Regions from separate parts of the Homo sapiens genome. Here region 2 is linked to region 1. Evidence: chromatin contacts called from ENCODE Hi-C data. All regions are on one chromosome and are shown on one strand. The core of a region is the stretch at or near the end of the contact, and the rest is flanking DNA. Distances in the headings are between cores, read along the strand shown. Region 1 holds the start of LINC02182 (long intergenic non-protein coding RNA 2182). Region 2 has its middle 52 kb from the start of LINC02182.

Region 1 (3,629 bases), core at 319-2,818:
TGGTGGTGATGATGGTGTTGATAATGGTGGTGGTGACAGTGGTGATGATCATGATGGTGATGATGGTGGTGATAGTGGTGATGACAATGATGGTAATGATGGTGATGGTGGTGGTGGTGGTGATGACAATGATGATAATGATGGTGATGACGGTGGTGGTGATGATGATGATGGTGGTGGTGATGGTGGTGATGATGGAGGTGATGGTGATGATGGTGATAGTGATGATGGTGATGATGATGAGGATGATGGTGATGGTAGTGATGGTGGTGGTGATGGTGGTGGTGGTGATGGTGGTGATGGTGGTGGTGGTGATGGTGGTGATGGTGGTGGTGATGATGGTGATGGTGGTGATGGTGGTGGTGGTGATGGTGGTGGTGATGGTGTTGATGGTGGTGGTGGTGATGGTGGTGGTGGTGATGGTGGTGATGGTGGTGGGGATGGTGGTGATGGTGGTGGGGATGGTGGTGATGGTGGTGGTGGTGATGGTGGTGGGGATGGTGGTGATGGTGGTGGTGGGGATGGTGGTGGTGGTGATGGTGGTGATGGTGGTAGTGGTGATGGTGGTGGTGGAGATGGTGGTGGTGGGGTTGGTGGTGATGGTGATGATGGTGGTGACGGTGGTGATGATAAGGATGATGATATTGATTATGAGAGTTGTCTTAGTCCATCTGGGTTGCTTTAACAAAATACCGTAAATTGGAGGCCAAGCATGGTGGCTCACACGTGTAATCCCAGCACTTCGGAAGGCTGAGGCTGGAGGATCACTTTAGGCCAGGAGTTCGAGATTAGCCTGGGCACTACACAGGAGGATCCATATCTCTACAGAACATTTTAAAATTAGCTGGGTGTGGTGGTGTGCACCTGCAGTCCCAGTTACTCAGGAGGCTGAAGTAGGAGGATAGCTTGAGCCCAGGAGGTTGAGGCTGCAGTGAGCAATGATCTCACCACTGTGCTCCAGCCTGGGTGGCAGAGCGAGACCCTGTCTCTAAAAAAACCCCAAAAAAACATAAATTAGGTGGCTTATAAACAACAGAAGTTTCTTTCTCATAGTTCTGGAGGCTGGGAAGTCCAAGATTAAGATCTCAGTAGAGACAGTGTCTGGTGAGGCCCATTTCCTCATAGATGGTTAACTTACTGCGCCCTCACATGGCGGAAGGGGCAAGGGGGCTTTCTAGGGCCTTTTATAAAGCACTCATCCCATTAATGAGGGCTCTGCTTCTTAACCTCGTCACCTCTCGAAGGCCCCACTTCCTAATCCCATCACTTTGAGGTTAAGGATTTCAACAAATGAATGTGGAGGGACACAAACACTCAGGCCTCAGCGTGGCCCGGCACCTGCAGAGTGTGGCTTGGTGCAATCACTCTTTAAGCTCCCGCCCCTGGTTACTTGGTTTATTCCCCCCTCCGCCACACAAACCTCCAAGGCTGGGCTACTGATCATCCTCTTCCTACAGACGAGAGACTGCAGGCCTGGAGATGGCACAGCCTGCTCAGGCCACACGGCCTGCAGGTGGCACTGCACTGCAGCAGCCGGGGACGGGCCTCACGTCCTCAGTGCCCCGTGATGTCATTTCAGTGTCGGAGCAGGGAGGGACCTGCTTGTTTTAGAGAAGGGGGTTCACCTGGGACACCCCTGAGCTTTGTCCCAAGCCTCAACAAGCCACTCACTTCCCACTTGGGAGTAGTTTCTCTGCACGCACCAGGCAGTGGGACCAGGGAAGAAATCGCGTCCGCTAAGTGGTGTCGTCTGCCTGCAAGACCTGCACAGCTCCCAGGCCTATGGCTTTGGGCACCAGGTGCTGGGCCGGCGTCTGGAAATGATTAATTCCCTTTGGAGAGAAAAACATCACAGCTGCGTGGCCCTTCCCGGTCCTGGGCGTGGGGCGGGAGGCAGCCGTGCCCGGGATTTCGCGCTGCCCCCGGCGTCTCCTTCCCCGTGCTTTTGTGACTTGATCAGGGTAGATTTATTTTCCGATCCACTGGTTTGTCAACATGTCAATTGACTTGCCTCCATCTGCTTTTTCCCCATGCCAGGACGGTGCCGGCTGAAAGGGAAGTGTCAGCTGTTCTTCTGTCTTTAAAAGGCAGCAAAGAAAAAAGCGCAGGGTTGGGTTTCGTAACGTCAGAGGAGGCCAAGGACACAGCATGGAGTGAGTTACCCGGGCGGGGAGGGAATCGGTGGGGCTGGTCCACGTCGCTGTCCCAGGGAACGGTATTTCTCTCTTTCTTCAGCCCTCATGCGTGTTGCTGGGCTGTGGACACTGGACGAGTTCGGAGAACTCTGGGCCACGTAGGCCCCAGAGGTGCAGGCTGATGGATGGGCTTGTCTTTCTCCCCTTGTCGCCTTTCAGATCTGACGGGAAACGCATGTGGGCGAGGAGGTGATGGGCTTCAAGGCGCGGCTCTCTGGTCGCAAGCCGCCTGTTCTCAGAATACAGCTGGCTGTGTTGTAATCGCACGCTGATCTCACAATAAATAACGTGTGCATGGAACGTGCCTTCAGATGAGCGTGAATTTTTACAGTGTGCACAAACAAAATCCCCCAGCCTGGAGAGCTAAAAGCAGGAGGCGGCCCAGGGGGTGACAGGGCCTGCCTTTCTGGACATGCATGACCTGCAGCCTCTGCACCGGGACTGTGCTGCTAATTATAGCTGTGTTCGTGGGCCCCGCTGGGTGGTTTTGCGAAAATCCATGATTCAGTTCACACTGATAATCTGCTCTGAGGCTGTGGGTGAGGGAGGATTTTCTGGGGGAACAGAAGGTGATCTGAGGGCTGGAGGGGAAGTGGGTTTTAGCTGGGGCTGTCGGCTGATCCTGGCCAAGAGACAAGGTTGCAGAGTTGATTCTGAAAGTTGGACGTGTCTTGGGGTGAGAGTCTCTCTGTCATATCGTCAGACTCAGCATGAAGGTGGTAACAGTCCTCGAGAGGGCATGGGCCCAGCTAACAATGGCAGATGGACGTTTGAAGAAAAGGGGGAAGAGGGCTCTTGCTCTGAGACCTCGGGGTGTCCCGAGATGCAAAGGAGAACAGAGCCCAGAGCGTCAGGAAAGGTCCCATGAGTCTCTCATTGGTCCCCCACCCTGAGCTGTCTCCAGGGAAATCTCTTCTGGAGTAATTTATATTCCATGTCAACTGGTCAGGACAGCCTCTGTGGGTTTGGGAAGGTAGGAGGGAGCTCCAGAGACAACACCGAGCAGGACTTGATGCCCAGACACTTGCTCCCAAGATGATTAACTTGGGAAACTGGAATTATTCTGCCCAGAGGAGGCTGCGTCGTGATCCACAGACATCTGATATCTCAGGCCACATCAGTAATGTTCTGTTTTTCCTGGAGACCTGTGCTCTGACTTATCCATCTGCATTTGGACATTGGAGTCTGTGAGGCCAGCCCTCGCCTTTCTGTGTGTAGGTGGCGAAACTGAGGCCTAGAGAGAGGCATGGCTTGCCCGAAGTGGTGCTGATGGCGTGAAGTTGCTCTTAGAAGTGGAGTACCTGTCGGGACAGCATCTACCTTTGTGGACCACCAGGCTAGCAGGCCTGGCCCAGAACAAGACCTGCAGCCTGTGCCAAGGAGAGAGGTGGCCTGGGTCAGGTCAGGTGCAAAAGCTGGCTCTGAATGACGTCT
Region 2 (3,629 bases), core at 292-2,791, 52 kb after region 1:
TGGATGAATGACTGGATGGGTGAGTGGATGGTTGGATGGATGGGTGGATGAGTGGGTTAGTGGATGGGTGAATGGGTGGATGGATGGATGGGTGGATGGGTGAATGCATGGGTGGATGGATGGATGGATGGATGGATGGATGGATGGATGGATAGGTGGATAGATGGATGGATGGGTGGAAGGATGGGTGGGTGGATACATTGATGAGTGGGTGGATGCATGTATTCGTGGATGGATGGATCAGTGAATTGATGGATGGGCAGGTGCATGGCTGGATGGGTGGATGGATGCATGGATGGATGGATGGATGGATGTGTGGGTGTCTAGGCAGATGGATGTATAAGTGAAAGGATGGGTTAGTAGATGCATGAATGCATGGATTAGTAGATGGGTGGGTAAATGGGTTTATGGATGGATAGATGAATTGATGGGTGGATGGGTAAGTGGATGAGTGGGTGGATGGGTAGCTAAACAGAGGTATGGCTGGGTAAGCATAAAACAGTCACCTAAGTTTGACAACTGGTGCATATTATATGCCCAGTGGCATGGCTCAGAAAGTTTATGATTTAGGAAAGCAGAAAAACTTATGGTCCCCAGGAGATGTGGAACTTGGTGCCAATGACAAGAAGAGACCCTCTGAAGTAGTGCACAACCCTGGGACACCAATATATCACTGCTAAAAGGAAGACCATGAACTGATCAGAAGACCCATCGGAAGACTAGGCCTTGTCCTACAGTCCCAGCACTCCTGAGCAGCAGGACACACCCGTAGGGCAAAGGAATTTTGTTTCCGAGGGAAGGAGCATTTGGTCTCTGTGGACCCTTCATCAAGGGTCATGTTGCTATGAGGGAGGGGAGGAAAGAAGGGGTGTGTTCTGAGGGGATCAAGTCCTTCCTGATGAAGATGTCTCAGCAGAGGTACAGTCATGTGAGCCTGGTGCAGCCTTGCTGCAGCATGAGGAACTTAGGACCGATGTAGTAAGGACTTCGGGCTATGAGGATGATTAAGTAGAGGAGGAGGCTGTGACTCAGTCCTGCAGGCTGTGGGAGCAGAGCTGTTTCTCATGGTCTGCTGCTTGCTGGAGTCTGGCTCCAGAACAGTTGGAGAGAGGATGCGTAGGCTCTTGGCCTCTCCCTCCTGGACCGTCCTCCCGCAGCCGCTGTGAGACTCAGCAGGGCTGAAGTTCACTGCTGTCATCTCCCTCTGTGGGTCCTGGAGATGAGCCCTGAGGCTGGGAGGTCAGCTGCCCAGGAGAAATCCAAGGCTGACAGGCAACAGTCGCCTCTGAGCTTTCCCAGATGAGTCACCACGTGACGGTCACCTTCCTCATCCTCCACAAGCCCAAATCCCGAAGAGGGGAATTCTCATCCCCAAGTGTCCTTCTCCCCCTTGCCTACAGAGCTCATGAGTCAAGACTCCCCGGCCTATTTTTAGGCCATTTCTTCAGATCACACGGTGGGCAGGGTTTGTTTACTCTGGATCAGAGCTGCTCTGGGAACTCTCCATGCAGCCACCAGACACTAGAACAAAGACCAGTGAGGAAGGATGACTGAAGTCCAGACATTGAGCGTGCCTGGTGTGTGTCCCGGTGACAAAGGCAGCCGAACAGACCACAGGGACTGGGGCTGGAGCAGTACATAGCCCGGGGACATCCTCCTGCCTGGCTCAGCAGCTGGAATGGTTGCTTTGGCTCATCCAACAAAAGCAGAGAGGACGCATCCGCCTGGGCGCCATGCAAAGTTTATTGGACACAGGAAGGTCAGCCAGTGCTCAAAGGGCTTCCCTCATGCAGCCATCAGCTCTGGCCCCAAGCCCCTGGAGGGCCTCATTCATTTATTCTTTGCTCCCCATGATGTTCTGAGAGCAAGCCAAGGGCAGGAGCTCCGCCTTGCCCATGTTCATAACCCCAACTCTACCACCAGAAAAGACTCAGTAAAGTCTGTGTTCATTCACTTACTCATGTTTTCATTCATTTATTCATCCCTTCTGTATTTAACATTTGCTGTGCACCTGATGTGTCAGGTACCAGTTCCATCTTCAGGAAACTTTACCCAGGAGACTGGCAGAAACAGGTGTGATAAGCGTCATAGTGGGGGAGCAAAGGAGCTGGGGGACCAGGAACCCCATCTCAGAGCAAGCCAAGTAAGGATTCCCAGATGAGGGGAGAATTTGTTGAAGGACCTGTAGGCATCAATCAGGCATGGAGACGGGTAGGAGGAGGCTGTCTTGGCACACTCGTTCTCACACTTCAGCCTGCATTAGAATCGCCAAGAGCGCTTGCTAAAACACAGATCACTGGCACCAACCCAGAATTTTTTATTCGTAGGTCAAAGTGAAGCCCAGGAATTTACATTTTCAACAAGTTTTAGTGATGCTGATCTGCAGGTACAGGGACCACACTTTGAGAACCACCGCTTTAGGGAGCAGGAGCAGCAAGGGCAAAGGTAAAGAGGTGACTGTGAGTGAGTGAGTGAATGAGTGAGTGAATCAGTGAGTGAGTGAGGGAGGGAATAAATGAGTGAATGAGGGAGTGAATGGTGAATGAGTGAGTGAATGGTGAATGAGTGAGTGAATGAGCAAGTGAATGAGTGAGTGAATGAATGAGTGAGTGAATGAGTGAATGAGTCAATCAGTGAAGGAGTGAGTGAGTGAATGAGTAAGTGAATGAATGAATGAGTGAATAAGTGAGTGAATGAGTGAATGAATGAATGAGTGAGTGAATGAGTGAATCAATGAGTGAGTGAATGAGTGAATGAGTGAATGAATGAGTGAGTGATTGAGTGAGTGACTGAGTGAGTGAATGACTGAGTGAACGAGTGAGTGAATGATTGAATGAGTGAGTGAATGAGTGGATGAGTGAGTTAGTGAATGAGTGAATCGTGAATGACTGAGTGAATGAGTGAGTGAATCAGCGAGTGAATGAGTGAGGGAATAAGTGAGTGAATGAGGGAGTGAATGGTGAATGAGTGAAGGAACAAGTGAAAGAGTGAGTGAGTAAATGAGTGAGCGAGTGAATGAGTGAGTGAGTGAATGAGTGAGTGAATGGTGAATGAGTGAATGAGTGAGTGAATGAGTGAGTGAATGAATGAGTGAGTGAATGAATGAGTCAATCAGTAAATAAGTGAGTGAGTGAATAAGTGAATGAATGAATGAGTGAATAAGTGAGTGAATGAGTGAATGAATGAATGAGTGAGTGAATGAGTGAATGAATCAGTGAGTGAGGGAATGAGTGAGTGAGTGAATGAGTGAGTGAGTGAATGAGTGAATGAATGAGTGACTGAGTGAGTGACTGAGTGAGTGAATGACTGAGTGAACGAGTGAGTGAGTGAATGTTTGATTGAATGAGTGAGAGTGAATGAGTGGATGAGTGAGTGAGTGAATGAGTGAATCGTGAATGACTGAATGAGTGAGTGAGTGAGTGAATGAGTGAGTCAATGAGCGAGTGAGTGAGTCAATGAGTGAGTGAATGAGTCAGTGAGTGAATGAGTCAGTGAATGAGGGAGTGAGTAAATGAGTGAATGAGTGAGTGAGTGAGTGAATGAGTGAGTGAGTGTATGAATGAGTGACTGCTTGGGTGAACCCAGCTCCCATGGTTGGGTCATGTCCAGATTTGAGTCTTCTCAGCTGA

The links. A loop is a pair of places that touch in the nucleus more often than their neighbours do. Pooled maps may share reads with other maps.
Region 2: a map of IMR-90 shows a loop between it and region 1 (6-fold over the local background). The contact joins the enhancer-like site here to the promoter of LINC02182 in region 1. A Hi-C loop is called at or near these places in 2 of 168 maps with a recorded cell type or tissue (IMR-90 and endothelial cell of umbilical vein) and 1 of 50 pooled maps.

The regions. Positions count from the first base shown.
Region 1 is chr16:88,192,713-88,196,341 of GRCh38, forward strand. LINC02182 (long intergenic non-protein coding RNA 2182) reads left to right here and starts at 1,569. Exons shown (of 3, transcript NR_110944.1): 1 at 1,569-1,799; 2 at 2,038-2,153; 3 at 2,355-2,505. It also overlaps a transcript of ZNF469 not described here. RefSeq lists enhancers at 1,351-1,645, 1,854-2,386.
Region 2 is chr16:88,244,282-88,247,910 of GRCh38, forward strand. It overlaps a transcript of ZNF469 not described here. Among named protein-coding and RNA genes, the nearest start is that of LINC02182, 52 kb to the left of the region's middle. Within about 2 kb of position 1,542, at least 19 of the 41 ENCODE cell types and tissues checked have a DNase peak (open chromatin) inside an H3K27ac peak, as active enhancers do; they include IMR-90 and endothelial cell of umbilical vein, where a contact is called at or near this core.